Linked DNA regions of Mus musculus: regions 1, 2, 3 and 5 are each linked to region 4. A link is a loop called in an ENCODE intact Hi-C map of the cell type or tissue named here. Cell type or tissue: heart. All regions are shown on one strand. Each heading gives the region's core, and the rest is flanking DNA. Links, peaks and the distances in the headings are about the cores only.

Evidence for each region. A loop is a pair of places that touch in the nucleus more often than their neighbours do. Peaks named below come from ENCODE experiments on the same cell type or tissue, not always from the same donor. Only the 100,000 strongest peaks of a DNase experiment are listed, where the experiment ranks them.
Region 1: it touches region 4 in a loop (8-fold over the local background); 32 of 42 quality-filtered maps call a loop at or near these places.
Region 2: it touches region 4 in a loop (4-fold over the local background); 17 of 42 quality-filtered maps call a loop at or near these places.
Region 3: a loop joins it to region 4, with 3 times the contacts of the local background. A loop is called at or near these places in 7 of 42 quality-filtered maps.
Region 5: it touches region 4 in a loop (2.3-fold over the local background); 11 of 42 quality-filtered maps call a loop at or near these places.

What each region holds. Positions count from the first base shown.
Region 1 is chr11:99,036,082-99,042,249 of GRCm38, forward strand. Igfbp4 (insulin-like growth factor binding protein 4) reads left to right here and starts at 5,163. Exons shown (of 4, transcript NM_010517.4): 1 at 5,163-5,764. The coding sequence starts at 5,416. In heart, for the core only: CTCF peaks have their summits at 2,447 (motif pointing left), 3,813 (motif pointing right), 4,405 and 5,208; DNase peaks (open chromatin) are centred at 3,890, 4,500, 5,150, 5,510 and 1 weaker place; H3K4me3 peaks cover 2,622 bases; H3K27ac peaks cover 2,695 bases; H3K27me3 peaks cover 426 bases.
Region 2 is chr11:98,920,013-98,926,256 of GRCm38, forward strand. Cdc6 (cell division cycle 6) reads left to right here. Exons shown (of 12, transcript NM_001025779.2): 11 at 661-801; 12 at 1,104-3,930. The coding sequence ends at 1,193. Among named protein-coding and RNA genes, the nearest start is that of Rara, 15 kb to the right of the region's middle. In heart, for the core only: CTCF peaks have their summits at 1,907 and 2,459 (motif pointing right); DNase peaks (open chromatin) are centred at 2,059, 2,499 and 3,219; H3K27ac peaks cover 1,302 bases.
Region 3 is chr11:99,062,392-99,068,499 of GRCm38, forward strand. It overlaps Tns4 (tensin 4), which reads right to left. Exons shown (of 13, transcript NM_172564.3): 13 at 3,287-5,931. The coding sequence ends at 5,790. Among named protein-coding and RNA genes, the nearest start is that of Tns4, 24 kb to the right of the region's middle. In heart, for the core only: a CTCF peak has its summit at 3,791 (motif pointing left); a DNase peak (open chromatin) is centred at 3,730; H3K27ac peaks cover 1,303 bases.
Region 4 is chr11:99,120,628-99,126,871 of GRCm38, forward strand. No RefSeq gene overlaps it. Among named protein-coding and RNA genes, the nearest start is that of Ccr7, 31 kb to the right of the region's middle. In heart, for the core only: CTCF peaks have their summits at 1,793 (motif pointing right) and 3,473 (motif pointing left); a DNase peak (open chromatin) is centred at 824; H3K27ac peaks cover 2,971 bases.
Region 5 is chr11:98,930,206-98,936,449 of GRCm38, forward strand. It overlaps a transcript of Rara not described here. Among named protein-coding and RNA genes, the nearest start is that of Rara, 4.4 kb to the right of the region's middle. In heart, for the core only: CTCF peaks have their summits at 1,966 (motif pointing left) and 3,081 (motif pointing right); DNase peaks (open chromatin) are centred at 896, 1,396, 2,696, 3,156 and 3 weaker places; H3K4me3 peaks cover 2,864 bases; H3K27ac peaks cover 4,004 bases.

The DNA.
Region 1 (6,168 bases), core at 1,169-6,168, 84 kb before region 4:
AAGCAGAGGCAAGTGGAACTCTTGAGTTCAAGGCAGGGCTACACAGAGAAACCCTGTCTCAAAACAAGCAAACAAACAAACAAACAAACAAACAAAAAACAAAGGGCAGAAGCAAACAAATAAAGCCCTCCAGAATTCTAACATTCCAAGATTGCCAGAGATGGACAGGGCTTCCAAATTCCATGGGTTCTCCCAACCCTGTACAAAGAGTGAGACTGTAGTGAGGAAGAGAAGTGGTCACAGAGCTGGAAAGTGGCTGATCTGAAGATAAGAAACAGGATGCCCACCAACTCCAGTGCAGATAGACTGACTACCCTCTTTGTGCCTCCTCCCCTGCCCCGGAGTCTTGGCCTGTCCTGAGGCAAGAGCCTGGACTCTAGAGATAGGCTGGACAGGAGGTCTCTCTGCCTTGTGGGGCCTCTCTGAAGATCCTGGCTCCCCTGATTACATCGCTGCAAGTATGAAGCCTTGGTAGGCAGGAAGAGGGCTGTCCTGATATGCTTTTGCTTGGCCCACGCGTGGGGGCAACTATGGGGTTGTCCTGTCAGTACTTGGATGTCGGCGGATAGGAAGGGGATTAGTGTAGACACAGTGAAGTCCAGGGCAGTCAGGAGTGGGCTGGAAAGCAAGCTTATAAAGAGGCCTGAGGCAAAGCCGGGCGTGGTGGCACACACCTTTAATCCCAGCACTCGGGAGGCAGAGGCAAGCAGATTTCTGAGTTTGAGGCCAGCCTGGTCTACAGAGTGAGTTCCAGGACAGCCAGGGCTACACAGAGAAACCCTGTCTCGAAAAACAAAAACAAAAACAAAACAAGAGGCCTGAGGCATAGTCCCATACTGATGCTGCCTCCACTGACTCCCCGTGCTCCGCTTAAACTCTGTGTCACAGTCTTCTGCCCTTGATTTCTGTGTAGAGTCTTTCCGATGGCTGATTCAAGGGACAGTGAGGCATAAGAGCTAATTGTGCAGACTGGAGCCAGACAGCTTAGGTTCACATCTTTGTCCCTCGACCTGCTATGTGACTTTGAGTAAGTTATGTAATCCTTATGTGCCTCGCTTTTCCTGTCTTAAAAAGACAACACTGATAACGCTGACTTCATGAAGCTCCCTGTGACACGGTCAATGGGAGTTAAAGGGTTAATTCTCATAATTATATATTTTTGTCTATCCCATCAGACAAGATGCCCCCGAGGGCAAGCTTATCAGATTGGGTGTTCCCTGAGAACAGAATTTTGTTTATTTATTTATTTATTTATTTATTTATTTATGTATTTATTTATTTATGAGAAGGTCTCACTATATCCTGGAACTCACTATATAGACCAGGCTGGTCTCCAACTCACAGAGCTCCCCTCCTGCCTCTGCCTGTGCTGGAATGAAATATATGCACCACCATGCCCAGTCACAACTCTGTCTTTATTGGCTTTGAGAGCCCCGACCCCTACCCGCAATCTGTTCTCTGAGGTCAGCAGAAGCCTGGAATTGTCCCAGGAAGGCAGCTAATGAGACTGGCTGATCATCAAGTCAGGGAGAGGATGGGCAGGAAGGGGCTGGATGGATGGGGGGGGGGGGGAGAGTTTCCTCATCTGTGCATCAGGTAGAGTGTCTTCCCAGGTCCCAGGAAGCAGGGACTGATAAAACCGTCCATGCTCCCGCCCAGGCAAGAGCAGGGAAATAGGATTCTGCTTCCCAGAGGCACATTACAGGAGCGTCCAGCCCACAGGAGGCGAAGCCAGGTGGAGGGACCAGCCTGTACCAGTAACTCTGCCCGTGGATTTCAGACTCCTCCCTTTCTTCTTGATTGTTTGAGACAGAGTCACTGTATGGCCCAGGCTGGCCTCTCCTAAGTACTGGGAGTATAGGCCTGGGCAACCATGCCTGGGTAAAATGACCTTCAGGGGCTACAGAGATTTGAACCTAGGACCTCATGCGTGCTAGGTAAGTACTCTACAAGTAAGCTATATATATCTCCAGTTCTCAGAACCCCTGTCATTATCCCCTCTTGTTTTCTTCTAACCATTCTCCATGGTTGAGCCCATGAATTTTGCCCCTTCCCACTTCCTTTTTACCTCCCTTCCTTCATTTCTTCAATGATGAAAATTACTTATTTATATGTTAAATGGGGACCTGAAGACAGATGGCTCAGCTTCCAGAGAACTCCAGTTCAGGTCCCAGCAGATCTCAGGTGGCTTACAGTGCCTATAACCCCAGCTCCAAGAGATCTGATGCCTCTGGCCTCTCTGCCTCTGTGGGTTCCTGCACTCATGTACACATCCACTTAACAGACACACACACACATAATCAAAAAATACTAGGGCAGGCTGGAGAGATGGCTCAGCGGTTAAGAGCACTGACTGCTCTTCCAAAGGTCATGAGTTCATTTCCCAGCAACCACACAGTGGCTCACAACCCTCTGTAAAGGGATCTGATGCCCTCTTCTGGTGTGTTTGAAGACTGCAATGGTGTGCGCATATAAAATCAATCTTTAAGAAAACCACTATGACTTGGTAGCCTGTCTTCTATGCTAGCACTCAAGAACCAGAGGTAACTGGATCTTCAAGAGTTCAAGGCTAGCCTGGCCCACATAGTGACTTCTAGGCCAGCAAAGGTTACATAATGAGACCTCCCGTCTCAAAATAAATAAATACCAATAAATCCATTTTATAAAGATGTTAAGTAACAGATCTATAATTGTAAAGGGCTCTGCTACAACTTAACACTCAGAGCCCTGGCTCTGACTACTGTTCCTCCTATCTCCTTGAGCAGCTTTTACTGCTGAGAGGCACACTAAACCAAGAGAGGCTCCAGTTTGGTGGAGGAGACACAGGTCGCACCATCAGAAGAGCTCCTATAATCTGGGATGAGTTCCTAGCAGGGGAGGCCTAGGAAGGACAAAATGCTTGGTGCCTATCTCCTTCTAGGCACTTCTCAGAGATGCTTATAAAGTCCCTTTTGCTTGACAGGTCCTGAAGGTCCTGAGCTTCAGCATCCCTAATGAGGGCGAAGTGACAGGCTGGATAATCATCTAGTCTGACCATGCTGATACCAGTTTAATTTTATTCTTGAGCACAGGAAACTTGGCTTCAGGTCACATCAGCAGTGAATATTTCTCATGCCCCAGAGGTAGAACTGGCTTCGAGTGCCTCTGGGTCCCCATGTGTCCCATATAAATATCTCCTAGAGCGCCTGCCCATGTCTTAGAAAACTTATTTTCATTACACACTTGTCTTCTCTCTTCTTGAGGCAAAAGTCCTGGGATAATAAGTGCTTAGTGAATGTACCTTATGTGGAGAGTCATGCTTGAGCCCTGACTTCCCGGGAATGGGGTGGGGGTGGGGAGACACCAGAGGAAGGTTTGGGGGCAGAGGAGGTGTTGGGGTTGCAGGATGGGGGCCTCTGTCTCATCTAGAGACCTTTACAGAACACCCACTTTCATCAGCACGCGCGTCTATTCATCTTGGGTTTGCTGTCTGGCCGGCAAGTTGAGTGCTGGGCCTCAGAACTGTCCTTATTGGTCCTTCTTGTTCCCACAGGAGCTCCAAGAAGTGGCATAGGCTTCCTTTTAGCTAGACACCAACTTCAACTTGGTGCATTAAGTATAAGGCTGACTGGGTTTAAGGACGAGGATGGGGGCAGGGACTGGCTTCCGAATCAAAAACAAAACAAAACAGAAGCAAAAACAAAAAACCCGCTGTCTTCCCCCAGGAGCTTCAAGAACCCGTTCTGTTCACTTTTCTCTATGGCAGATGAGACAGGAGAGACCCAACTTTATCCTTGCGATGGGACTGAGGGAAGGAATCCTATCACTTCAACCCTCCTGCAGTCTTAGAGGTTGCCAGTAGGTGCCGTCAGTTCGCAACTTTTTGATCAGTCTTCCAGGTCCGGGTCTTGGTGCCTTTCTCCCTCCAACCGCGCCAACAGTCTGCGGTGCAGAAAGTGGGAGGTGGCCTAATTCCTCCGAGGCTGAAAGACCCCGACTCTGGGACAAAGAACCGGAAGAGGTCTAGGAAATCTTTAGGTTGGTTGCTCCTTGGATGTTTAGCCCAACCCTTCCGGACCCCATCCACCCGCAAAATCCTTCGGTCCTCCGACTGTGCCTGGACAGACACAAGAAGCGAACTCCTTGGTTGGGGAGGATGAGGAGGCGTAGGGAGAAATGAAAAAGAAGGTGGTAGGAGGTGGGTCTCTCCTCCAAACGCGACTCTAGATCAATTCCCGTTTCCAACAGAATTGCTGCGAGGGGAAGGGATATATTTATCAATAATCCCTTTATCACCCAGGGGCAAAGTGGCGTCGGGAAAATTAAAAGGCCGCTTCTCTTTCTGGAAATCTTTGACTGCCATCTACTGGGAAACTGTTGCAGTAACTATGCAAACACACAATGAGTACATGAAGTGGAGCCCCCTGGAGTTGTTCGACTCACATCTTGTACAAAGCCAATGGCAGTCTCCTTCCAGAATCTAAGCAGGGCGGTAGAGGGAACAACATCTAGGAAGGAGGAAGAGGCTTGGCACTTTGTTCTGGAGTTCTGGAAGCAGAGTGCAGCAAGGCCCAAATGGAACCAGGGGCGGGGGTCAAGCGACAGGGGTTCAGGGGCAAGTGAGAAGACTGCCTATTAGCACCTTGAGGCCAGAACTCTCCTGGACCCTTTACAGAGTGCTTAGTCGCCTTGTCCCACTTTAGCGCGGTCTCTAGAGGTTGACTGGACATACCCGGGGGGTGGGTGGGGGTGACCGGAGGACTCTGGCCAGGGATGGGAACTGAACAAGAGAATCTTGAATCCGCTATGAGGTCAGGTTTTCTGTGGCAGCAGGAGGATCTCCTAGGTGTCTGGGAAGGACTCCTTCGAGGTCGAGGGAGGGGGGCAAAGCAACATCCCCTTCGTTTCCCCTCGCCCTGCTTCCTCTTCAGGGTCCAGCTCAGAGGCTCTCCGCGCGCAGGCCACCGCTTCCAAACTGCGTCGCTTTCTTCGGCGGGGCAAAGGACTTTCAGATGTTGTAGCGGTGGCGGCGACTCAGGCCAGCGCCCCCTCCCCCCTAACGGCCTCTTCTCCCGCTCCATTGCTCCAGTTCCCCCTCGCCCTCCCCTGCTCTCCCACCTCGGGGACGGCGCTGGGGGTGTGGCCAGGGGGCCGGTATAAAGTCCCGGGAGCCGGTCCCGGGCAGCCGCTCAGCCCCCTGCCCCCCGCCGCCTGCTGGGCCGGCCGAGGATGCAGCGCAGCGCCTCGGTGGCCAGGCTCGCTCTGCTCCAGCGTGCTTGCTAACTTCCCCGGCTCCGTCTCTGCCTGCCGGGGTCGCCCCGTGTCCCTGCGCCCTCCGGGTCTGGTTCTCTAAGCTCTCTGGGCGCTGCCTCCGGGTCCCTTGCAGCCCGCTCGCGAGCCCGCGCTCCCCTCCTGCGCCCCACCCTCGTCCTCGCCATGCTGCCCTTCGGCCTCGTGGCCGCCCTGCTGCTGGCCGCAGGGCCTCGGCCGAGCCTGGGCGACGAAGCCATCCACTGCCCCCCTTGCTCCGAGGAGAAGCTGGCGCGCTGCCGCCCCCCCGTGGGTTGCGAGGAGTTGGTGCGGGAGCCAGGCTGCGGTTGTTGCGCCACTTGCGCCCTGGGCTTGGGGATGCCCTGCGGGGTGTACACCCCACGCTGTGGCTCAGGCATGCGCTGCTACCCTCCCCGGGGGGTGGAGAAGCCCCTGCGTACATTGATGCACGGGCAAGGCGTGTGCACGGAGCTGTCGGAAATCGAAGCCATCCAGGAAAGCCTGCAGACCTCTGGTAAGGTACACCTACCTTCCCTCGGCCACATTTCCCAAACACCCTCCTCCCTGCAACTTAGTTCCCATTCTGGCTGGCCTGGAAGGCCCGTCAATGCCCCCTGTGAGTTGAGGAGAAGGGAGGTACGTGGCAGAGCTTAGAAACAGCCAAGAATGCTGGCATTTAATCCCAGCACCAGTTGCCACTGGTCGAGGGAAACCTACCCCACCTCTTCATCTCAAACCTCCTAAGTACTTCTTTGGGAAGAGGGGCCTTGGCCTCAGTGGTAAGCCTGGCTCCTGAGGTAAGTTAAATGACCTGATTCAGTTACATTTGTCATCTAGAGTTAGATGACTGCGATGATAAGGTGTGCGTGCGTGTGTGTGTGTGTGTGTGTGTGTGTGTGTGTGTACATGCACATGTGC
Region 2 (6,244 bases), core at 565-5,564, 200 kb before region 4:
CCCCAACACCCACATGGTGGCTCACAAACATCTGGATCTGTACCTTTAGTGCCAGGGGATCCAACAACTCTTCTGTTCTCCGTGGGCATCTAGGCATGAGCATGGTACACATACATAAATGCATGGCAGCAAAACACAAAATAAAATAAATCTGGCTCAGCAGTTAAGAGCATTGACTGCTCTTCTGAAGGTCCTGAGTTCAAATCCCAGCAACCACATGGTGGCTCACAACCACCCGTAATGAGATCTGATGCCCTCTTCTGGTGCATCTGGAGACAGCTACAGTGTTCTCACATATAATAAATTTTTTTGGTTTTGGTTTTTGGAGACAAGAGTTTCTCTGTGTAGCTCTGGCTGTCCTGGAACTCACTTTGTAGACCAGGCTGGCCTCGAACTCAAATCTGCCTCTGCCTCCCAAGTGCTAGGATTAAAGGCATATGCCACCACTCTAGCTTTTTTTTTTTTTTTTAAAGAAGAATCACATAAAGTATTGGGGGTTCGGAAGGTCTGTTGCCAATTCGAGGGGTCAGTAAAAGTGGGAGGGGAGATATTCAGATAACTTAAGACACAGTTTCTGGGCTTCTTTCTTTTTGTTTTTCATCTGTAAGGTTATGAGATGTGGCTTGTAAGTGACACTTGTTCTCCCTCATTTCCTCCCAGTTATATGAAGCCTACAGTAGCATCTGTCGCAAACAGCAGGTGACGGCCGTAGACCAGTCTGAGTGTTTGTCCCTTTCAGGACTCCTGGAGTCCAGGGGCCTTGTGGGATTAAAGAAAAATAAGGAGAGCCGCCTCACCAAGGTACAAGTAATGGCTTTTTGTGCGTGTCCCTGCTTTTAATTGTCCTGTCTTGGCGAGCGTGTCCTCTGCCAAAGTAACGATTAGAAGTGACTAGTGAACAGTTTGCTTTTCTGCCAGCTAGGGCTTAGGATGTGAGGACAACGGAGTGATGTGATTCGGGCCATTGAGGATGGCAGCAGTTAACCTGTCCATTTGAGGAGAATGGAATATGATAGGGGGGTGTAACAGCGTGTGCGCCTGCAAGTGTGTGCATGCGTGAGCGCCGATGTTCGTCATCACAGAAAGACCTCTTCTCTTTCCAGGTGTCTCTGAAGATTGAAGAAAAGGAAATAGAGCATGTCCTGAACGGCAAAGCTTTCACCGGGAACATCCTCGCTGCTGGTCTGCCCTGAATGGCTCTTACTCATGGCACTTGCAGGTGTCCCTCCCACTGGCATTTGAGAGCCCCCAGAATCTTCATTTTAGTAAGGTCGTTTGGAAACAGTTACGGCCTTTTTTACTCCGCACCAGTAAATTTTAGTGTATGGATTCATGAGTGTTAGCGCTGGCTGATATCTTTGGTTCTTACTGGTTTTACCCATAAAAATGACCGAGTAGCTGGGTGTGGTGACTTTTATGCCTGTGATCCCAGCACTTGGGAAATAGAGTCAAGAGTTAAAGGCCATCCTTTGCTACATAGTGAGCTTGAGCTGGCCTGGACTACATGAGACTCTGTAAGAATAAAAACAGTGGCCCTTTTTAAAGCAATGTTCAGTACTTTTCCCCTTTCACATTCCTAAACACAGTGCCTACGAGTATATACGGACTTGTGTTGGAGAGTGTGTGTATGTATTACCTCTGTCTACAAAGGATATATTTTGTAAAGAACTTTGAAGTTTAGAAGGATGAAATGGAATGATCCAGGAAAATTTACGAGCCTCCGTGGAAGGGCATTGTGTTCAGAGGATGCCTCATTCATGTGACAGGTGTTGCTGCCCTGGACTTTTTAAGGACTGATGAAGAATCTCCCGTGCTCCCCACCAGTATGGGGGTGACGAGGAGAATAACTACAGATTGTGAATATATTTATTTTCAAGTTTCGTTTGTCTGGGCTGCATTTGTTGTCTCTGGGTTTTCGGGCACATAGGTGTTCATATCCGAGTCAAGCAGCAGGAGTCGCTGTTTGCCTTCTACGGTGTGGACCGCTAGGACTGAGCTCGGGCCATCAAACTTGGCTGGCGACCAGCGCCTACCCTTCAAGCCATTTTATGGGTTTGTGTTCGTCTTTTTAAGCAGCCACACTCCATGGTAGCTTAGGTTTTCAGAGGTTAATAAGAAAATACCTTCTCATCGGGCCTTGGTAGTACACACCCTTAAATCCCAGCCCGCAGGTGATAGATAGAGGCAGGCGGGTCCCTGTGTTTCAGACATGTTCCAGGACAGTCTGGTCTACAGAGACTCCAGAAACAACAACAACAAAATTAAAAATAACTAGCAAGTGGAAATACTCTCTCACACTTTGCCTCAGGGTTAGCTTCCCTCAGACAGAGCCATTGTTTCAATAGGATGCAGCTCCGGATGAATTTTCATCTGAGCCCCTCTTTCTAGGCTCCCTAGAGAAGTTCATCTTCCTGGCATCAAGTGGCAGTTTGTGACAGGGACACCAGAGGGCACCATTACAACGCCGCTTTGAAAGTGTGGCCCGGGCAAGGGTGGTTTTGAGGGAAGGGGCAGGAAGGTGCCTGAGTCCGACTTGTTTGGGAGGTTGCTGATGCATTCGTACCTGGCTAAGTGCTTGGGAGCAAACCATGCCTGGGATGAACTGTCTGAGTCTTTGCTTTTCTCCAGGCGAGGCTGCTGCCCCGATGCCTGATCCGGCCCCGAGCTTGGGAATCTGATATGGGTACAGGAGATCTGTTGGCCACTGTTTGATGCAGCCTGCACATTATCCTTGTAAAGCGATCTGAACCCCACAGCAGGTGGGATGGGATGGGATGGGATGGGATGTGCTGGGATGAGATAGGAGGGCTCGCTCGACGCCCTCTGAGATGCACACTGCCCACTGCAGAAGACTGTAGAGAGGAGATTGGATGCCAAGCACTCACTCATAGAATACACATTCCCTCTGGGGCGGTGCACAAGACCATACTCTCCCAAGGAGTTTGGAGAGAGTCTGGAACTGTAAGGGTTAACGAGCACAACTGTAAAGATTGTCCGAAGACTGATGGGAAGCAGAGACCGAATGGGATTGAGAACAGATGTGAGGCTTGATTTAAATTACATTTTATTGGATGCTGCAGCCTTAAGAGACGTGACTGCTTTACAGTTTGTTTCCACACTGTGGGCAGCTGCTGTCTGTTCTGTGTCCATAGTAGGATCCTGCCCAAAGAGGAGCGGCCTCCCCGCCTCCGATGTAGTTGAGGCTTGGCGCCTTCCTCTTAACTGCAGGGCTTGAGTCAGGAACAGGGTTTGACTCTCAGTGGGACTGGGCTGTATCCTCCCTGGCTTCTAGCCAAGATTGCATTTACAGATTCAAAGGGGCCAAGTTCCTTCCCCTCTCTCTGTCTTCTCCCCATTTGGAAATAGGGCTTTCTGTGGACTGTTTTGTTTCCTTCAGCACACACACACACACACCCCACACACACTGTCGATTTCTAGGTCATTGCTACTCTTAAGGCTTCAGCAATTGGAACAGGGTGGGTTGTGTCAGTGATGCGTGAAGCAGACTTAGAGTCCCTGCTTGGCTTCCGCTGCCCTTGTGGGAGCAGAGGCTGATGTATGTTTGTCAGCAAAGTCTTAAGTGTAATTCAGACGCCGAGGCGGAAAGGAGGAGAGAGGCCTTTCCTTGCTGCTTTTTCTCACCGAAGCTGGAAGCTATGGGAAGGTGGTGGGAGTTTAAGTGGAAAGGGATGGGCCTGTGGTTGCTAGTTTTTGCCAGGATCTTAGGCCACATGGCGTAGTGGCAAAGATGCTGACCTACATTTCCTCCTTTTGAAGACACTGGGGTGTGTGTATCCTGGTTTGTCATTATTATTATTGTTATTATTGTTGTTGTTGTTATTTTAAGAACCAGATTAAGTTTCCATAGTGTCAGGTATCGCTATGGAAAGAACATAGACTCAATAAAGTTGGTATGAATTCCAACCCCAAGATGCCTCTGCCATTTCTGGCTCAATGAAGACTTGCCTGTGGCTAGCTAATTCCAAGAGTGTGTGAGGTCCAGCCTAGCTACCCAAAAATCAGAAAACTTGGCAGAGCCCTTTTCCTTCCCTCCCTTCCCATTGCTCCTTGCCCCACCCCCACCCCAGCGCAGGAACATCACCACTGAACCACATTCTCAGTCCGCCCTGCCTGTACGGACTTTCTAAAGATACACAACAAACTAGACTTGGTGGTACAGGCCTGCAGTCCCGGCTACACAGGACAAGTTCAAGGCCAACCTGGACAACTTAATAAAAGAGTTCTCGGGCTTGCCTGATAGGCACAAGGCCCTGGGTTCAGTCCTCAGTGCTGGGGCTGGAAAGGAAAGACACCACCAAAAACCAGACAGACAGACAGACAAACCTTGACAGTTCAGTTGGCAAAGTGCTTACTGTGCAAACGGGAAGCCCCAATTCAATCTCCAGGCCACTCTGCCACACATTCACACATGAGGACTTTAATTCTAGCAGTGAGGAGGCTGAGCCAGGAAGGTCCTTAGGGCTTTTTGGCTGGACCGCCTCTGCTTGGTCAGTAAAGGTGAGAGACACCCCTGTAGTTATTTTTTAAAAAAAGACACCTACAATTGACCTTTAACCTTCACAAACACAAAAATATCTGGACTCTCGGGGACTGGGGGCAAAGTGGTTTTATTTATGGTTTAAGAGACAGCATAGGAGAAGCCCTCTGCAGACTTTATTTACATTTGTATCGGTCTCCAGTGCTTACTCTTGGTTGCTATTCAGTGAATGAAACCAGGAAGGGACTGCCTTCCCCACCACCACCCCCCATCTAGAAAACAGTCCTCAGCTGGAGGTAAACTGCAGGGCGCAGACACACTCAGGTGGGCTGGGACCCTGCAAAAATGCCGCCTTCTGGCAGTCCCAGGGCCTTGCAGCCCGTCCCTTGGACATGCTACTAATTTGCTTCAGGCAACCTCTGTTGCTTCAGGGAGGTTTTGGCTGTGGGTTGGAGACTTGCCTACAGGCTAGGGAGAAGTAGGTCTGTCAAGAAGTTAACTCAGGTCCCCAGAGATTGCCCAGAAAGCTGTGGCTGGGCACTGGGGACTTGGGGAGGAAGCCACCTTTGATGTCCTACTTTTTAGCTCTGTGTGTGTGTGTGGGGGGGGGGGGGGTTGTATTATCTCCGTTTCCTCCTGATGTCTTCTCCACCAAAGAGAAAGGTGGCTGAGGCCTAAGTGTGTGTCCTCTGGTCTCATGGTGCAATTCCACCAGTCCAGAGGCTACCAGTAGAAGCTAATTGGGTGCAAGGGGCTGGCTGAAGACTGCAGGCTGGCAAAAGGAGAGTGGCTCCCCGGTTTTCTTCTTCTTTTTTTTTAATTTCTAATTGAGTTCTGAATCAGCCTCAATCGCTTTGATCCCTCCTCCGTTTCCCACACTGCCTGAAAGAGCTAGATCAGCAACTTTGTAACAAGGGTGCGCCTGCTCCCCACAGCCCCCCCTCCCCTGACGCTCTCTGCCGCCGCCATCCACTGCTTGTCTCCTTCAGTTAAGATAATGAAGATGCTGAGAGATAAAATGTGTATTTAATAAGGGTGGGGGCAGGGAGGCGGAAAGGGGCAGCCAGGGCCTTCCCTAGTTTGGGGCCTCGCCAAGACTCTAGCTGAAAGCAAAGCTAGAGTAAGACTTGGCCTCGGGGTGTGGGGGTTTCTGGGCCTCAATCCAGCTGACTTCACTGCCTGCTGTTTGCCCTAAATTCCCCCCCCCCTCCACCATCTCACCCCCACACCCCTTTCCTCTCTGCTTGCTCCCAGTGGGAAAAAGGAGTCTCCCTTGACTTTCTTTTCAGCTGGTAACTTGGCCTTTGCTGCGGTACCCCCCAACCCCAGTATCAGCTGCAAGGTCAGACTAGGGCAGCCCCCTGTAGCCTAGGCCTGTAGAAGCTGTGGGTTCACAGTGGGGGGCGAAAAAGCTGGAGTTAATGAAGGCCAGCTGCCCGGCTGGGTTCTGCCTACAGCTAGCTAGAGGCCAGCGTTCAGCGGGGGGAGGGGGAGAGGGACGGGGAACCTCCAATCCCGGGTACAAGGATATCCTGTGGCAGCGGGGCCTGCACTTCTCCCGGAGCTTGGTTTCATCCTCAGCTGATGAGAGACTAGGTCTGCTTCCCTTTCCCCTGCGCCACCCCTCCCCGAATAGCACTCAGCCTGTCTTGAGTTGAGCTTTCTAACTGTAGTGGTGGCCCAGCTGAGATCTGAGGAGCTCCGAGCCCTTTGGTAAACACTCATTAACTGCCTGGGAAGACTCCG
Region 3 (6,108 bases), core at 1,109-6,108, 58 kb before region 4:
ACATGCTGCTCCCTCAACCCGAATCACTTCTTTAATCATCAGCGCATCAACCTTCAGGCCAGTGGCACCTCCTTTGGCAGCTCCCCTGCCAGTCCGTGTACAGTATCTTCCCTCACCTTTTCTTTTATTCCTTTTCTTTTTGTTTTGTTCCCTCCCTTTCTTCTTTTGACAAGGTCTCAGTAGCTCAGGCTAGTCTGGAACTTACTATGTAGCCCAGGCTGACCTTTAACTAGTTAAGGTAACCCTCTTTCTTTGAACTCCTGAGTGTTGATTCTAGGCGCCGGCCACCACCCATGTGCAGCCTTCTCCATTTTGTTTGCTTGTTTTTGTTTTGTTTTGTTTTCTCAGACAGTGGTTCTCTGTGTAGCCCTGGCTGTCCTTGAACTTGCTCTGTTGACCAGGCTGGCCTCCAACTCAGAGATCCACCTGCTTCTGCCTCCTGAGTGTTGGGATTAAAGCTATGTGTCACCACCCCGTCTTCTGTGATTTTTTTCAAATATTTACTTTTCTGTTTCTCTACAACTTGTGAGCTCTTATTTGTTTTCCTTTGGGTGTCCTGAGCCTGGCACACAGTAAATACTCAGTGAATTTTTGCTGAATGAATAAATGAACAACAAAGGCGACAGCTGAGTACTGTGGGCAGGTAAGACAGCAGGACGGGGCGGCGGGGGGTTCCTTCTCCTGTCTACTCCTGTCCTGGGCCCTGATGGGTCTTAAGGAGAGTGTGGTGGGAGGGTGTGTGTTCATGTGTTCCGTCAAGGAATAACAGTTTGTGTAGCTCCTAGAGCGGCTTGCAGAGGGGGAGGTGCACCAGAAATAGAAGGGGTGTGTTTCCCCAGTGTCCTGATCAGCTCAGGGCTGGAGACAGAGAGGGTCCCCAGGGTTCCCCCCTTTTTTTCACTCCTTATAAGATAGCTCAGCACATTGTATCTTTTGGGCTGTGAGCTGCAGCCTCTCACTATGCATCCCTGGCTGGCCAGATGGCCATTGATCCTCCTGTTCCTGCCTCTCAGTGTGAACCGCCCGCCTGGACTGATGCTTTCTAAGAAGCGGGGAATTTTCTTCCTGCCATGCAATCTCTGGGGTAAACCTGTGTGAGCACCCAGGGAGGCCATGGCTGTTTGTGAAGCAGAGAGTGCTTCCAGCAGGGCCTGCCATGCTGTGCTCTGATCTCTACACCTAGCCTTAAAGGAAGTAAGTATCTAATCTCTGAGGCCCCACAGTGCGGTATTTGTCACACGAACCTGTGCTGAAGGAGATGGGATCTCCAGTCTGGCTTTTTTCTCACAAGGTCCTCTTAGATTCCTAGAGAAGCAGGGACCCAGATCAAGCAGGGTTACAGCCCCTCTCTGCTGAGGTGTTTCTTGTCCTGCTCTGAACTCCAAGTCCTCAGATTCCTCACTCCTCACATTCCTCCTAGCCCCAGGCTCAGATCCCATCTCCTGCCCCACAACCATACTTCAAAAGCCCAGATCTGACCAATTCCTCTTAGTGGAAAAGCCCTTTGATGTCTCGCCACCGTCATTACCTCTAGAGTGAAGTCCAAGTGAGTTATCTTGATAGCTGTGCATTGCACAACCAGTTCACCAGTACACAGTGGTCCTGAAGCTAACTTCATTTATTTTATTATCATTATTTTTAATTTTGGCTTGTGTGTATATGAATGTCCTGCATGTGTGTCTAGTTTCTTTGGAGGTCAGAAGATGGTGTCAGATGCCCTGGAACTGGCGTTGAACATGGTCTTAAGCTGCCACATGGATGTTGGGTATAAAACTTGGGTTTTCTGCAAGAGCAGCCAGTGCTTGTTGGGCAGTGGTAGTGGACGCCTTTAATCCCAGTACTCGGGAGGCAAAGGCAGGTGGATCTTTGATTTCGAGGCCAGCCTGGTTTCCAGGCCAGCCAGGGCTACACAGAAAAACCCTGTCTCGAAAACCAAAAATATAACACCACCCACTGCCAAAGGAATAGCTAATGTTAATTGCTGAGCCATTTTGTAAAAGAAAAACAAATAAATGAACAAACAAACAAACAAACAAACAAAGAACATTCTCTAGACATTCCTGACCAGGTACCGAAGGTCCTGATGGCCCTGGGCTTCTTTCATCTGCTCCTTGGTGAACTTTATATATAGCCACATTGAACACAATACATGTTTTCTCATGTAATCATGCTGAATGCAGCACGTTTTCTTATGTAGCCACATTGAATGTAACACATGTTTTCATACCCCTGCTTCATACACACACTTTTTTTTAAAATTATTCATTTTATATGTGTGAGTACACTGTAGCTGTCTTCAAACACATCAGAAGAGGAAGGACATCAAATCTCATTACAGATGGCTGTGAGCCACCATGTGATTGCTGGGAATTGAACTCATGACCTCTGGAAGAGCAGTCAACACTTAACCACTGAGCCATCTCTCCAGCCCACACACACTTTTTTTTTTTTTTTTTAACTTGTCTAAGAATGCTGGAGAGGTAGGGCTGGCATGGACCAGAAATGTAGTTTCCCCACCGCTTACTACGCCAGTGACACCCCCACCCCCACCCCACGCCTCAGTTTCCTAATCTGAAGAATGGGCTCAAATAAAAGAGTCACTCCTCATTGTAGTGAACACCTAGGAGCCCTTCTGGTAAAAAAAATGGCTCCTCACAGCTGGGAATGGTGGCAGAACACTGAGGCAGGGAGATTGCCTTGAGTTTCAGACTAACCTGCCTCCAAAACAAAAACTGAAACAACAGGGAGGTGGCTCAGTGGGTAGAGCCCTCACTGTGCACTATTAAAGATTCGAACTTGGATCCCCAGACCCATATAAAGCCAGTAGTAGTACACATCTGTAATCCCAAAATGCCGGTGGGGGGATGGAAAACATAGACAGGAGACTCTCTGGAAACTCATGGACAGCTTGCCTGGTGGACATACAGTGGACAACAGACCCTGTCTCAAACAGGGTAGAAGGTGCCCTCTGACCTCCACACTTAAACTGTAACATGCATGTACACACACACACACACACACACACACACACACACACACACACACAACTATAGGGGCTCAGTGGTTGACAGCACTAGCTGCTCTTCAAGATGAAATGGGTTCAATTCCCAGCACCACACAGTGGCTCACAACTGTCTGTGACTCCAGGGGCGCTCTAACGCCCTCTTCTGGCCTCTGTGGTCAATGCAAAATGCGCATGGTGTGTCCTGGTATGTTACTCTCTGCTCTGTTGGGTCCCCTTCTCTGCTCAGGACTCAGGAGACAGCTCTGAATGTCCAGAACCAGCTATGGTGCAAAAAACTTTATTTTCCATGAGGCACACAGGGAGTTGTGGAGGACTCTCCCATTCAGCCTAGAACTGGCACTACTAACTGGGAAAACTTTGCTAACACCCTGCAGACCCCGGCAGTGGCACAGAGCCTGATCCCACACTGGGAAGGCCGGTCTTGGCCTGTACCACTGACCTAGCATCCCCCCACCCCCACCCTTGGGTCTGATTTGCTTTTCTGACATTGAAATCATCATCCCTCAGGACTGACCTTGGCCAATGACAATGTTGCTCTGTAGGCTGATAGCGGGCAGGGACAAACACTTGCTTCACACTGAGTTACAGTGGGCTTCTTCTGTGAGCTTCCCCTTGCATGTCATGGAACGGTCTCCTAAGGAGGCAGGCGGACTGGACCAAGAGCAACAAATGCTGCAACAAATGGCTTATGCAAGGCTGGCAGGGTGTGGGAGGAAAAGGGCCCAGCTTCTTTAACCAGCTGGGAAAGCTGCCTGTCTGCATGCTTGACTCTCTGCTTCCCCCTTGTGGTTGTAAGGTTGGTGATGCCACATGGTTATGAGTGTGTGTGTGTGTGTGTGTGTGTGTGTGTGTGTGTGTGTTGGAGCTGGAGGAGGATCCAGCAAGACTGGAGCTGGGGCAGAGATATACTTGTCTCTGTACTATAGCAACAGGGTCTCTCTTCTCCTACCCACCAGATGTGGATTCCTTGAGCATTGCCAGACAGCTGTTGCTTACCAAGAAACTGAAAGCAAAGTTTGGGATGATGTTCATTTGTAATGGGTGGGCAAGGAGGGATTAGACATGAAGAATGTGAACATTGCTGAGTCTTTTTTTTTTTTTTCCAAGACAGGGTTTCTCTGTATAGCTCTGGCTGTCCTGGAACTCACTCTGTAGACCAGGCTGGCCTTGAACTCAGAAATCTGCCTGCCTCTGCCTGCCTCCCAAGTGCTGGGATTAAAGGCGTGCGCCACCTCTGCCTGGCCCTGCTGAGTCTTTTCTAATCGTGGGTACAAGGGTCTTCTACTGAAAAAAGCTAGCCTTTAGAATCCTGATTCAACATCACAGAATAATTGATGAGGTGAGACAAGAGTCCACGCTTGTAACAGCAGAGTCCAGGGATCTTTCTATCATGCTCTTGGGAAAAAGATTCCAAGACCTTGGCAAATTACACCTAAAAATCCAAGAAATCCAGGATGTTCCACCAGACAGGAGTCAAAAAACTGCAGCAGATAGATCTCAAGATCATGAACATCATGAATGAGAACATGAATGAGAACATCATGAATACTGCATTAGAGAAGGCCTCACCGACAGAACCTTCATTGCAAAGCAGAAGATGCAGGGATGTGAAAACTCACCCCTTTTCTGCTCCCAGACTTGACTCTGACAACCTTGGGGCAGGCTGAATTTGATGCCCCTTTCCCCAAAGCCAGCTGAAGTGGGTTGCATTATAAGGTGTATGCTCTGAGGCAGCCTGGTCTGCTCTGGCTGAGGCCCTTGACCTGGTCCCCTCTCCATCATAGACTGAACCTTGTAGGCTCTTGCCCATTCAGTACCCTCTTCCCACAGCAGGTCTTTGTGGAGCGATGCCCCCAGCTCCGTGTTGGAGTGTGGTCTCTTCAGGTAAAGGCTTTGAAGACCATTGGCTGAGATTTATGAAAACCTTAATCCCACTCCCATTGTGTGTGTGTGTGTGTGTGTGTGTGTGTGTGTGTGTGCGTGTGCACACACGCGCACGTGCATGCCTTTCTGTCTCTTTCTCTCAACAGGGTCTCATGTAGCTTAGACTGCCTTAAACTCATTATATAGATAAGAATGACCTTGAACTTATGATCTTCCTGCCTTGTAGTGCTGGGATTACAACCATTGACCATTGAGAATGGTTTGTGGGGCTGGTGATCAAATTCAGTCCCGTTCATGTAGGGCAATCAGTCTACCAACTGAGCTACACACATCCTCAACCCCAAACTTTTAAATCTCTGGGCCAGTGGATCCAAGAGGCCCTCAGCAAACCGAGAAAAGGAACAGGTGTGGGGAAATAGAATCTGTCCCCAAACTCCGCGAATCAACACCAGGTGCCAGCCAGGAAATCGATGGTTCTGATCCAACACCTGCTGTTTACCACAAGGCAGGGGTCATAGGTCTCTGGTACAACCTACCATGTAGGGAGTGCTCAGGGAAATGAAGCCAGACGGTCCTTGCAGACAGTTTTTACATAAGGGATCTTGGATGTGGGTGGGCTTCAGTAGTATGGAGGAACACACTAAAGACTTCCAGCCGAGTGTCCAAGGAGCGGCTGTCTTAAGGACGGGTGTCTTTATAATCGAAGAGACGGAGGCTCCAGAGTCAGGTGAAGGTTATTGCTGAAGTCACATCAGGTTCAAAGGGTTCAACTTGATCAATCCAACTTGAGTCCAAGAGATAGGTTTGTCAAGGAGGCCACAGTTCCATGTCCTGGGCAAGTCCCTTGAGATGTCAGAGAAGGCACACAGATGGCACCCTTCTACATCCTTTCTGTGTCCTGAAGCAGAGCAGTCACTAGGCTGATGACCTGGGAAGCTGGCTGGACCGCATCGTACTCTGCGAAGAGGTGGCACACGTTCTCTTGTGGTTCTGTCTGGCTCTTGGCCACAAACCCAAAGATCCTGGTGAAAGAAGACAGTCTGAGGGGATGTGGGCTCGAGAGACATCATGCTAAGGGGAGGGTTGGATGGGGAGGGCACTCAGCCTGAACCTAACTACCGCTCTCCAAGCCAACTGGCTTCAGTGTCTCCTGTGCGTGTATGTGCATATGTATGTGTGTATGTATGTATGTGTGAGAC
Region 4 (6,244 bases), core at 628-5,627:
CAAGGAAGTGCGCTCTGAGTTCTGCAGTCTCCGTGGGAACCTGGCAGGAGAGGTTTGGAAGCGAGGAGAGGGGAGAGGACAAGGGACTGTGAGCCAGAGAGGAAGGGAGAGCCTGCTGTAGCCAAGCAGGAATGCAGGAAGCTAAGGGAAAAAAGGCCCGAACTGAGGCCGGAGAAAGGAGCCAACAGCCGCCACATCTGCTTGGGCCTTCCTTGCTGGCTGATTAAGGATTCAGCCTTGTTTAAAAAGCAACAAGGAAAGTCTTGCTTGGAGCAAGGTAGCAACTAAGCCCATTTCAGAGGTGAGCCTGGGGCTGCCTCCTCTCTGGGACACTTGGCTTCTAGAATGTCACAGGGCTCCTCCTTCAATCCCCCAACCCCTCATCCGGAAAAAGAGCCCCTAGATCGCGCAGGCTCGGCAGGGGCTTTGTGTGCGTGAAGAGAGCTGCGGGCATATCATGCTCTCTGTGGCGCAGGCGGGGGCCCGCGCTTGTGAGAAGTTGGTACAGGCCTACAGGACAGAGCTAGAACATTTCCATATTAGACAAGCAACTTCAGCAAATATTGTTTTTGTTATTGAGACGATGCTATAAATGTTCGAGTATGTGGTAGGCATACCACACATCCTCCTGCGAGCTCCCTTGAGTGTGGGCTGGACCTAGTGACTTGCTTTCTAATGAATAAAACATGGCAGGAACGAGAGACGTCCTTTATGAGATTAGACCCTGGATAATCGGGGCTCTCAGCTTTCTTCTTACTCATTCCCTACAGCCTTCGCCTTTATTTGCTGTGGGCCTGCCATGTGAGGGGCCGTCCCACGTAGAGACTGGCGTGCCAAAGACCTGAGGTGCTGAGAAGACAGAGGCCTTCAATCCAACATCCCACGAGGAGCTGGATCGTGCCAACAGCCATGTGTGAGATCTTGGAGGTGGATCGTTCCCTGGCAGAGCCCCGGGGACACCGTGACTGCAGCTTGCAGATACCACACCTGTTTCCATCCCTGCAGGAGCTGAGATCATTGAAGTTCTTCTTTAGGACATTAACCTTTGGGGTGCTCAGTTACCCAGCAGCAGGCAACTAAGATTGGGAAAGGCCTGCCATACCCGCTCCACTCTCCCTTATACCTTTTCTTCTCTCTCTCTCTCTCTCTCCCTCTCTCTCTCTCTCTCTCTCTCTCTCTCTCTCTCTCTCTAATACATATTGTCCATGTCGTGGAGGACAAGATCAGGCATGGTTCAGGAGCACTGCCTTGTCCCATGGAAAGTAAGCGCTTCTTGGCCGGATAACGTTTCATGAGTTGAAGCCTTTTATTATTTTTTTCCTTACCACTTTTCAGTAAGGAGGTGGAGTAATAACTGAATATCTAAGTTCATGATCTGTTTCTGGTGCTCTCCTGGGCTGGCAAGATGGATCAGCAAGTAAATGGGTAGGCTGAAACCCAAGTTTGCTCCCTGGAACCCACAGTGGGGACAGGAACTTCAGAAGTTGTCCTTGATTTTTCACTTTGGCATTAGGGCATGCATACCTCTGCAATCACATGCATGTCACACACACACACACACACACACACACACACATTAAAATATCAAAAAGGAAACCCTATCTATTATCTTTTTAAAACAAAAAAAGATTTATTTATTTTATGTATATTGAGTACAGCGTAGCTGTAGATGGTTGTGAGCTATCATGTGGTTGCTGGGAATTGAATTCAGAACCTCTTCTCGCTCTGGCCCAAAGATTTATTTATTATTATATGTAAGTACACTGTAGCTGTCTTCAGACACACCAGCAGAGGGCGTCGGATCTCATTACGGATGGTTGTGAGCCACCATGTGGTTGCTGGGATTTGAACTCAGGACCTTCGTAAGAGCAGTCAGTGCTCTTAACTGCTGAATTATCTCTCCAGCCTTCTGCCAATTATCTTAATTAAAACTTACATGAGCAGCTAGATGGCTTAGCAACCAGCAGTGTGGAATTCGACAACCATTGATAATCAGTAATCAAAACTACCCTGGAAAACTCCATGCCTTACTTCGAAACCCAGGGGTCCTTGGAACCCCAAACGTCAAGAACTATTTGGGTTGTTATCACTGTTGCTTTCCAGTTTCCCTTCCATTTCCTCAGAGCACTGGGATTATCTTGGACATGAGCAGGGAGCCTCCTTCCCCCACAAGCATGGCTGGTTGAATAGCTGGCTGGGTGGGAGGGCTCAGGGACTTGATGTATAGATGAAGTGCTCTGCTCAGGCCTGGCTCTTCCACAGCTGTGTTTTCCCAGACTTGATTGCCCATTGTGTAGACACTCCAGTTTTTGAAACTGCTTCCCTGTTTTGGTTGCCAGCTTTTGACCTTTAAAGAAAGACTTCCATGCACGCATTTATGCAGATCAACGCTTGGCTTCCATTAGAATTGTTTCCTTGGGATAAATTCCCAGGAATGAGCTGACTAGGTCAAAGTGGGGTAGAAGAGCGTTATGCCCCTCGCTAGGAATTGCTTTATTGCTTTCTAACGACCATCAGAGCTAGCTCAACAGCAGTGGTTTACAAACTGTGAGGGGTCAGCTTCAGGGCTACATGTTATTCACACCCAGAAAATCAACTCCCAGGTCCTTGACAATTACCCAAGGAGAAGGTGGGGGGGGGGGAATGGGGTTCACTGCCCAGCATTCTGGATGGAACCATAGGATGTCAGGAAGTCTAAGGCCCAGGGAGCAGAATGAATGGTGTCCAGCTTGAGCTGTCAACGACATGGTCTTGAGTTTGACTTCTCTCTTCGGAGGTCTCAGCCCAGAATGACCCCAACTGATAACCAATACTGACCTTAAACTCCTGATCCTTCCTGCCTTCTTCTGCTGAGTACTGGAATGTATAGCCATGTGTCACCTCCCCTGGTTGGTCCTGAGTTAGAATTCTGACGTTGCCACTGACTAGCCTTAGACAAGTTACTTTAACTGAGACATCATTTTTCTTTGCATCTATAAGGCAGAAAATGATAGTGATTCTGACCCCCCCATAAAAATGAGAGGAGGGGCGGAGAACTGGATAGGCAGTTAAGAGCACTTGTTCTTGCAGAGGACCCAGGTTTTATTCCCAGCACCCACAAGGCTCACAACTCCAGTTTCAGGGGACCTGACACCGTCTTCTGACCTCCGAGGGCACCAGGTACGGATGTGGTACACACACAGGCTAAACACCCCTGCACATAAAATGATAAATCTCACAAAAAGATTTAAAAGGCGATGGGGAGACTAAATGAAGAATTATTTATTATAGAGCAAGAGATGGGGATAGGACTAGGTGATAGATGTTTCGTCAGCATGCTCACTTCAGTGGCTTAGCCTTAGTTTCCATCTCAGCCCTGTGCACATCCTCCTCTGCTGAGTCTCCATAAGAGACCCCATTTCAGGTTCTCCAAAATTTCCCTCAGCATCTCCTTGTCTCTCTGAGGCCAAATAGTAGTAATCTTGGTGCTGAGACCTTGAGTCTGATAGTGTTTGGATGCCCCCTTGTGGGCAGTTGTTTTCATTTGTGCTTTCTCAGCTAAAGGTGTGCGTGTGTGTGTGTGTGTGTGTGTGTGTGTGTGTGTGTGTGTGTGCACGTGCGCGCGCGCGCATGCGGGGGTGGGGTGGGGGTGGGGGCCTCTGTTTCCAGATAAAACAAGGATATCCCCTCACCTTCCTTGCTGGCTAAGGAAGGGTGGCTTTACGGACTCTCCGCTTATCTGTATGTTGTAGATGGGAGCTGCATGTGCTGTGGGTGTGATCTCATGTGTGTGCCCTTCTTCCCATGTGATCGTTTGGACCCGGCTGTTGTGATACACTCTGATCACTTCTGCTCGTTCAGATGGACAGTCATCAGGTACTTTCTGAAGAAGCACCAGAAATCAAGACAGAATTATCTGTACCCCCTTCACTCTTAGATCAGATAGACAGCCAAGTACATCACTACATCTCAGAGCCTCCTAAACTGCAGGGAAGCCGCCTGGCAGAGCCGACTGCAGCTGATCCCTGGCTCCCCTTCATCTGTGGGGTTTGTATGAAGGACATGCATGAGGTTTTAGAAGAAAGCAAGGCTGTTTCTGAGTTTCTTCTGGCTTACACCAGGGGCTTTGGCCACGATACCCCACATATTCTATCGACTTTGATGTTTTCTGATCTTTATTCACTCTGCCTGAGGAATTCTTTTTCTTCCACCCTTCAGTCACGCTCCACCCGCTTCCCTGAAGAAATGAGAACCAGATTGCGTGGTTTGAGCAGGAAAACACTGGCATCCTCACACTGGCCACGGGTGAATGTTTCTCTGCTCCCACCCCTGCCTTGCTGGGAATCTCCAGCTGCCCAGAAGTGACATGGCCAAGCGGGTGGGGGGTGGGGCGGCGGGAGCTGAACTTTGGTGAGCGTCTCATGGACCCAGTTCCTTTTACATTTGGCCATTTGAGGGTCCCTGTGAGGATACCACCGAGCTTGTGAAATCGCAATTCTAGTTCAGCAAAATGCACACTCATCTGGACCTCTGTAGGTGACCCCGCTGGGCATATAAGAAGAGCCTTCTGCCCTGAAGAGGACCCAGGAAGCTCTCAGAGAAAAGAGACGGAAAGGCAATGACAATGAAGCTGTTTAATGTGGTTCAGACACTTGTACCGTAGAGGTGAAGGTGTGACCAGAACATTGAGTTGTCCTTTCTGTTGACATTAGTCTGGAGGAAGATGTCAGATAATATGCCAAAAGCCTGTAGGTGACTCTACATTTGATTATAATCAGAATATATAGTTTACTGAGTGACTTCAGTCAAAAACCTAACTTCTTTTTTTTCCCCCAGTATGGTTGAAAAGGCTAACACTGAGCATGGACAGTGTCTGTCTGTCTGTCTGTCTGTCTGTCTGTCTGTCTCTTTCAGATTTTGGAATAGGATTTTGCTGTTTCCCAGGCTGGCCTTGAATTCACTCTTGCAGCCTGGACTTGAACTTGTGACCTCAGGCCCCTGTGGAGATACTATGAGGATGGCCTGACATAGGAAGTGTGAAGCGTTTATCTGCAGGGCACACAAGCATCAGAACCCACATGAAAAAGCTGTGCCCCTGGAACCTCAGCTCTGGGGAGGTAGAAAGGAGGCTCTTGGGGGCTTGCTGCCCCAGCCAATTGGTTCAGTTCAGGGAGAGACTCAGAAACTAAGGTGGGGAGTGGTTGAGAGGTTAGCCTCTGGCCTTACATACATGCACACATATATGTAGCCATGTAGGTATACCCAAGTACACATGCACACAGATACAGACAGGCAGGCAAGCAGGCAGGCACGCATGCACGTGCTCACACACACACACACACACACACACACACACACACACACACACAGAGAGAGAGAGAGAGAGAGAGAGAGAGAGAGAGAGAGATCCTAGCATCAGGAGGCACTTCCAAAGTTGGTAGCCCTGCCATTTGTATTGGTCTGGATAGGCTAACTGGTCTAACAAACAGGCCAAGAATAGCTAATTGCTTGGAGACAATAGAGTGCTCCTTGTCCTATACCAGGACATACCAGGGTAGTCAGTGGAGCTGCTCAGAGGCCTGCTGACAGTCTGCCACCTCTGTTTGGTGGACAGAGGGGGAAGAGGGAATGAAGGCATGCCAGCATTGTCTCAGAAGGGACACCTCTGCTCACATCCCAGGGGTGAGAACCAACCATGTGGTTCCATCTAAATGCTGTGGCCTCTTGGGAGATACGGTCCCTGGCTGGCTACTCCATTTCTGGTGTCAGGCCTAGACACAGTGAAGGGAAGGAGTCTTCAGGAGACAAGTGTGTCACAGTTTCTAAGTGTGTGTGTGTGAGAGGGGTTAGTTCTAAAATAGGGATGGGGGAGATTTTTTCTGTTTGGTGATCAGGCAGTGTTGCTCAGGGTGGAGTATAGGAGTTGGGCAGGGGGCTCATCTGAGTCAGGACTTCCCCAGGGTGAGCCAGCAGCCAGCAGGGAGGACACAGGTCACCGGGAGTCACAGGACTCCCATGACCAGCCAGGAGGCAGGAAAGTACAGGCCTGGAGAGTCTGTGGTGGAAAGGGGTGGAGAGGTGAGTTGGGGGCCCACCAGGAAGGCCTGGAATGTTGAGATAAGGGCATGGAAATCGGGAGTCATGCCTGCTCTCCAGGCAGTGAGGTCCAGGAGAGTGGGTGCTTATGGGAGTAAGAAACAAGAAATGGGGGAGGAAGCTGTGAAGATGGAGACTGAGAAATGGGGGTTGAGGGGGTGGGAGAGGC
Region 5 (6,244 bases), core at 474-5,473, 190 kb before region 4:
TGTGTGTGAGTCTGTGTCTGCGTCTGTGTCTGCCTGTCTGTATGTATTCCTATCAAGCCTGTTTCCTTTCCTCCCCTGGAAGATATTTTTCTCATTTACTCTCTGGGCTGGAGGCCAGGACGCCTGGGTTTCCCGCCTGCTTCACTGTGCAGGGCTCCCTTCCTGGCCTCCAGAGAGTCTCTGAACTGGTTTCCTGATGCCTGTGTGGAGAAGGCCTTCCCCAAGGGCTGGGAGGTGCCAGGAATCCCAGATGGGATGGGGAGCAGGTACTGTATGTAGGTAGCCTGTGGCACCGTGGAGAGCCAACTTCTCTCACGACCGACCTCTGATTCAGCTTGCCGGCCATGCCTGCCCAGCTTGCTGAACACAGCCTGGGTCTGCCTCCAGCCTTCTGGCTTTCTGGTTGGGTATCCAAGATCTTCTGTTGCTGTTTTGGCTATATAGTATCTGAGGGGATACCTACTGAGACCCTTATATCCGAGCCATGTGCATTTTTGGGGAGCACAGGGCTGGCATAACTGGGGGTGGGGTACTAGCTTGTCTCCCCTCTAGTCAGGCTAGGATAAAGGAAATGAACACATACTTTACCAATGCCAATTCCCTATGTCCTCAAAAACCAGTGGGTAGAGCCAGGCCTTCCCTTCTCAGTGCCCACAATGTGGTTGGCATTGATTTGTCAAAAATTGGGAAGGGTTTCTTCTAGACCAATGACCTCCTTTCTTCTCCCGCAGGGCAGGGGCAACTCTGTGATTGTAAGCACTTAGGAGCAGGCCTTCCCCTCTAGGGAAGGGGTGTGGGATGCCCCAGAGATGACCAAGTTGGCACTCGCCCCAGACTGGAGTGCTGGACACCATTCTGAACTGAGAGTCGGTGGGTGAGGGCAGGGCACGGGCCTCCTGGCCCCCCTATTTCCTGCTCCTTGGGCAGCTGTGGGCGAGAAAGGCTGTGGGGACTATTTTTAGTTGGTCTGTCCCCTGGCAGGAGGGACGTGCAGAAAAGCACGGGGCAGGCAGAGGGGCTGGCCAAGGTGAGGGTAAAAAGACAGGCTGAGGAGTGAGGAGAGGCCAGGGGACGCAGACAGAACAAGGAAGTGTGTTGGCCAGAAAACAAGCTCCCCGAGAGGGGCCTGACTCAGCTCAGAGCAGCAGAAGAGCTCTGGGGACCCCTCAGGTTTCTCTCTCTGGTTCCCCTTGGATCAGAAAGGGACTTTTGCCACCTAGACAAGCAAGCCCTTTCCCCTCACTGATGGGAACCAGAGAGGATGTGTTTTACCCTCGGACTCTCAACCATTCATTGGCTTTGCTGGGACTGGAGCCCAGATGGCTTGTACCACTGTCCTCTGGTCTCTACCACACAGTTTATGCTTCCTTCACCGGCTTGCAGCGAGGAGAACCTCAGACCAGGGACGTGAGGGAGGGCTGTTTCCCTCACTGCTTGTCTGTGCAGGGTCTCTGTAAACCCCAGCTTGGTTTGTTTGGGCGGCCTGTGGCCACTGGTGTGAATGGAGGCGCTGGACAGCTTCCAACACATTCCCAGGCTGGCAAGCTGTGGGGCTCAGAGCCACCTTTTGGAAGGGACATCCCGTCCAGCTGTTTCATTCCAGAGACCTAGACAGGGCCAGGGATTTTTGTCCACAGTTGCAAGATGAGTTGAAGACAGATGGGGGACAAGGACACATATCTTTAGACTCCCCAGAACCCATCTTGAGCTCATTCCTGCCATGCCCAGGACCCATGCCATTGTCCCCAGCACAGAAAGGAGCCAGCACAATTAGCAGAGGTCTCAGATTAGGGGGCAGGGTTGTGTGAGTCCTAGGAGCAGGGGATGGTATGGAGAGATAGATTGGTAGAGAGTAGCCAAAAAGCCATCAGTGGGGATTCTAGCCATGCCATCTCCCTGAGGGATTCCATGGTGTATAGGTGTGAAGAAAACCATTCATGGGATTGTAAGGTGAATGGCGCCCCCTAGAGTTGTTCCAGAACCTCCCTCTGTGTTGCCAGCTGGAAGGAACTGTTACAGATGGGGACCTTAATCCTTTCCTCCTTTCCCAACCCCACCCCCTGTCACTCAGCCCCTCCTGTTTCCTGGCTGGCCACCTCCTCACCAAGCAGCTCTGGGATGACCACAAATTATGGTGCAGGAGCCCCTCCCCCCCGCCCACTCTGTTTCCCTGTCTCTGGGGTCCTGATTTATCACGCCCCCCATCAAGCCTGCGGCACTGTGTAAGAAATCAATAGTGTAAATGGATTGAGGCTGTTCAGTCTGTCAACTCCCTTTGGGCCCCACCAACTCCACTGGGACCCAGTGAGCTACTCTGTCTGAGCCTTTCAGGCTCTCAAGGCAGGCATAGACACACCTAGTGGTTGTAGCCCAAACACTGAGCTGGGGCGGTGGGGGGGGGGGGCGTAGCTGGGTCGGCCTGCATCTCTCTCACCTTTTCTTTCTTACACATAGACTGGGCTGGTCTTCGCATGACAACTACCCTTGAACATTTATTTCCTAGTTTGGGTGGAGTGGGGTGGAGGGGCTCAAGGGAGAACAGGCTGCCAGCCAGAGGTAGGGAGGGAGGCAGGTGGGTGAGGGAGATGGGTGAGATGGGGGATTGGGTGACAGCCCACCCCATTGGCTTTGGTAACTCAATCCCCGGCCCCACCCTCATGATTTCCCTCCTGCTCAACAACTTCAGCAGCTGCTGGCAGGAGTGTGTGTGTGTGTTCGTGTGTGTGTGTGTGTGTGTGTGTGTGTGTGCGCACGCGAGTGCGCGCACGCACGCGCATAGGGTGAGAGGGGCTGTGGGGGCAGGAGCGCTGCCAGGACATGTTTAAAGGAGGCTCATTGCCTGGATACAACTTGGGTGGCAGGAGGGGGTGGGGTAAATCGGAGAGTAGGTGGTGAGTGATGGTGGGGAGTTGGGGCAGACAGGGGCGGGGTGAGAAGGCTGCAAGGGGGCATCGCAGCCCAGCCTGAGGGTCTCACTAAACTTCTTAGCACTGGGGCAGAGCTGGTGCCATGGAGCTGGGCAGTAGTGAGAGGACAGAGGCTGGCAGAGCCACAGTTGAAGCCTGAGTACTGAAGCCTGCCTTCACCAGGGGGCGCATGTAACCAGGGAGGACATTGCCTGTGGCCCCTGTCCCTGATCTGTAGGTCATGCCTGCTGGGCAGCACAGCCCTGGTAGTGACTAAGTCGCTTCTGTCCCCGGGCTGGCAAAGTACCAGACTCAGCTCTTCTCTTCTCGGTAGGTGAGTCACTGCCCTGGCATCTTCCCCGGATGTGGCTGAGTCACCCGGCCATGCCCGCCTGGTAGGTGGGCATCATACTAGGGTTAGGGTGGAGGGTTATACGTGTAGCCCCCAGTGTCTTCTCTCATCTCTTTTGTCTCCTAGTCCTACCCATAAACCTGCAGAGCCAGACGAGCAGAGCACGCTGCTTCCCCCCACATGAGGTAAAGGAAGAGGCAGCAGGCTTGAGAATAGAGTGGGATATGTTTGATTTGGAAGAGGAAATGGGGGGAGTGTGTGAGTTCAAATCCTACATCTGCACCTCTGCACCGACAAACTGTAAGACCGTGGCAAAGCAATTGTTTTGTTTGAGGCAGGTTCTTACTCTGTAGCCAGGAACTTAACTATGTAGCAGCCCTGGCTTGTCTGGAGCTCATCATGGCCATCCCACTGCTGCAGTCTCCCAAGGCCTGGGGACTATAAGCATGAACCACACTATATGAAGTTGGAGTGCTGGGATTAAAGGCATGCGCCACCATGCCTGGCTCTTTCTTTCTTTCTTTAAAGATTTGTTTATTTTATGTATATGAGTACACTGTAGCTATTGTCAGACATAACAGAAGAGGGCATCGGATCCCATTACAGATGGTTGTGAGCCAACATGTGGTTGCTGGGAATTGAACTCAGGACCCCTGGAAGAGCAATCAGTGCTCTTAACCATTGAGCCATTTCTCCAGTCTGCCAATTTCTCTTTGAGCCTTAGTTTTCTATCCTATAAACAATGGAAACAGGACTTCTGGTAGACTGAGACTTAAAAGAAGGTAATTGGGAAGTAGACCTCTTGGATAAGTGAGTTGTGAGGCTGTGGAGGAGGAAGTTGAGGCTGGTTCTAGCAGGTATCTCCCTCTTGCCTCACCCACGGTCTGGGAGAGACTGTCTTTCCCCAAGCCTACTTCAGATTCTGCGTAGTTCCTGCATGTGTCTGCTATGCACGTCTTCTCTCTCTCCCTCTGTCCCTCTTGTCTGTAGGCTGTCCTTAAACTTCTAATGCTCACTCCTGCTTCCACTTCTGGATATGCTATCCTTTGGTCATTCTGCTTTGAAACAAGGTCTTTCTCTGTAGCCATGACTACATGGTCCAAACTGGCCTTGAACTCTGGCAGTGCTCCTGCTGCAGCCTCCCGAGTGCTGGTGTTAGAGGTTACAGGTGTATGCAACCACACCTGGCTTGATGCTGGCTTTTTTGTTTTGTTTTGTTTTGTTTTGTTTTGTTTTGTTTTTGAGTTCCACAAGCTGTAACTCCTTTGAGGACTAGGAGCTGTCACTGGACAGTTATTACCTGTCTGAGGCCCACCCTGGCCTCCTCTAGTCTGATGAGGGACTCTACTTGTCTTGGGAAACCAGTGCTTCCCCCATTCCCACCCCCACAGCCTGTCTCCTGCGTGCAGGAGTGGAGGACCTAGGATAGCCCTGGGGCTCTTCTCTCCCATTAGCCTCTTGCTGTAGTCTAAGTACTCTGCTCTCCTGAAACAGGGTGCCTGGCTGAAGGGTGTGAGAACCCTGGTTTTTTTGTTTTGTTTTTTAAATGATTTATTTATTATATGTAAGTATACTGTTGCTGTCTTCAGACACTCCAGAAGAGGGCGTCAGGTTTCATTACCAATGGTTGTGAGCCACCATGTGGTTGCTGGGAATTGAACTCAGGACCTTCAGAAGAGCAGTCAGTGCTCTTACCTCTGAACCATCTCTCCAGTCCCGAGAACCCCGTTTTTGAGACCAACACAACTACTGCTGTGGACTTCTGACTCCTGGTCCCCTGCCCAGGGACCTCTTCTGATCCTGCAGTCATGCTTGGGTAGGGCTGGACTTTGGACCTGTGGTGCCCTGGGCATGAAGGAAGTGTCCCACAGTGTGTAGGCTGTGTGTCCAATCTTGAATGTGTCTGACTCCTCTGGGCAGTGGTTTGTGTGAGTATGGGTTTTCTCTTTTGTGCCCATATGGACCTCCAGCTGCATCATTTCATATGCACACTCCACTCCACTCCATGGCCTTATGTGTAGGCACCCTTTGTGTGTGTGTGTCGGGTGTGCATATATGCCTTGGAGGTGTACACAGTCACATTATGAGCATGTGTGGGGCTGGCCATTTGTCCCAGGGTGTGTGTTCAAGAAGAGTATACCCATATGCAACAAGGTAAGGCACACACCTTTAATCCTACCCTGCACCCAGAAGGCAGGGCAGGCACAGATCCCCTGAGTTCAAGGCCAGCCAGGTCTACTGAGCAAGTTCCAGTACAGTCAGGGCTACACAGAGGTTTCTGAACCCCTGTCCAAGAAGAAGAAAGAAGAAGAAAAAGAAGAAAGGAGAAGAAAGAAAGAAGGGGAAAGAAGAAGAACAAAGAAAGAAAGAAAGAAAGAAAGAAAGAAAGAAAGAAAGAAAGAAAGGAAGGAAGGAAGGAAGGAAGGAAGGAAGGAAGGAAGGAAGGAAGGAAAGAAAGAAAGAAAGAAGAAGAAAAAGTACCTGAAAAAAGTGTACCTGAATCCATATGCCCGCAGGTGTGTCTGAAGGCTGCCCATGTGGGAGGGAGGCAGTGTAACTCTGTGCATGCACCTATCTGGTAGGATCTAGGCTAGAGGAGCCTATGGAAACTAGAGGTGAACTGGCCCTAGGCTACCCTCTCAGCCAGGTAGGTTCCTCACTTGTATGGAGGCTCCTGATGATGGTGGGGCTCTGGCTGGAAGGCTTGACGGGGGCACGGGAGTGGGTGCGTGGAAGGGAATGGGTTAAGCGGCGGCCTCCACATCTGGGAGCCATTGACGCATTCTTGCCTGCTGAGCGCATGTTTGTGGATGGATCTGGACGGGACAGATCGGGGCGGGGCGGCAAGAGAGGGGCTGGGCGGGTGGTTCGCCCCGGCGGAAATCCAGACGGGAGCGGGAGACTGCGCTAGCCCAGCGGGGCGGCAAGGGTCTGGGGAAGCGCTGCACCGCTTTGCGGAGTTTTCCCTTGCGTCCGACCTCTGGAC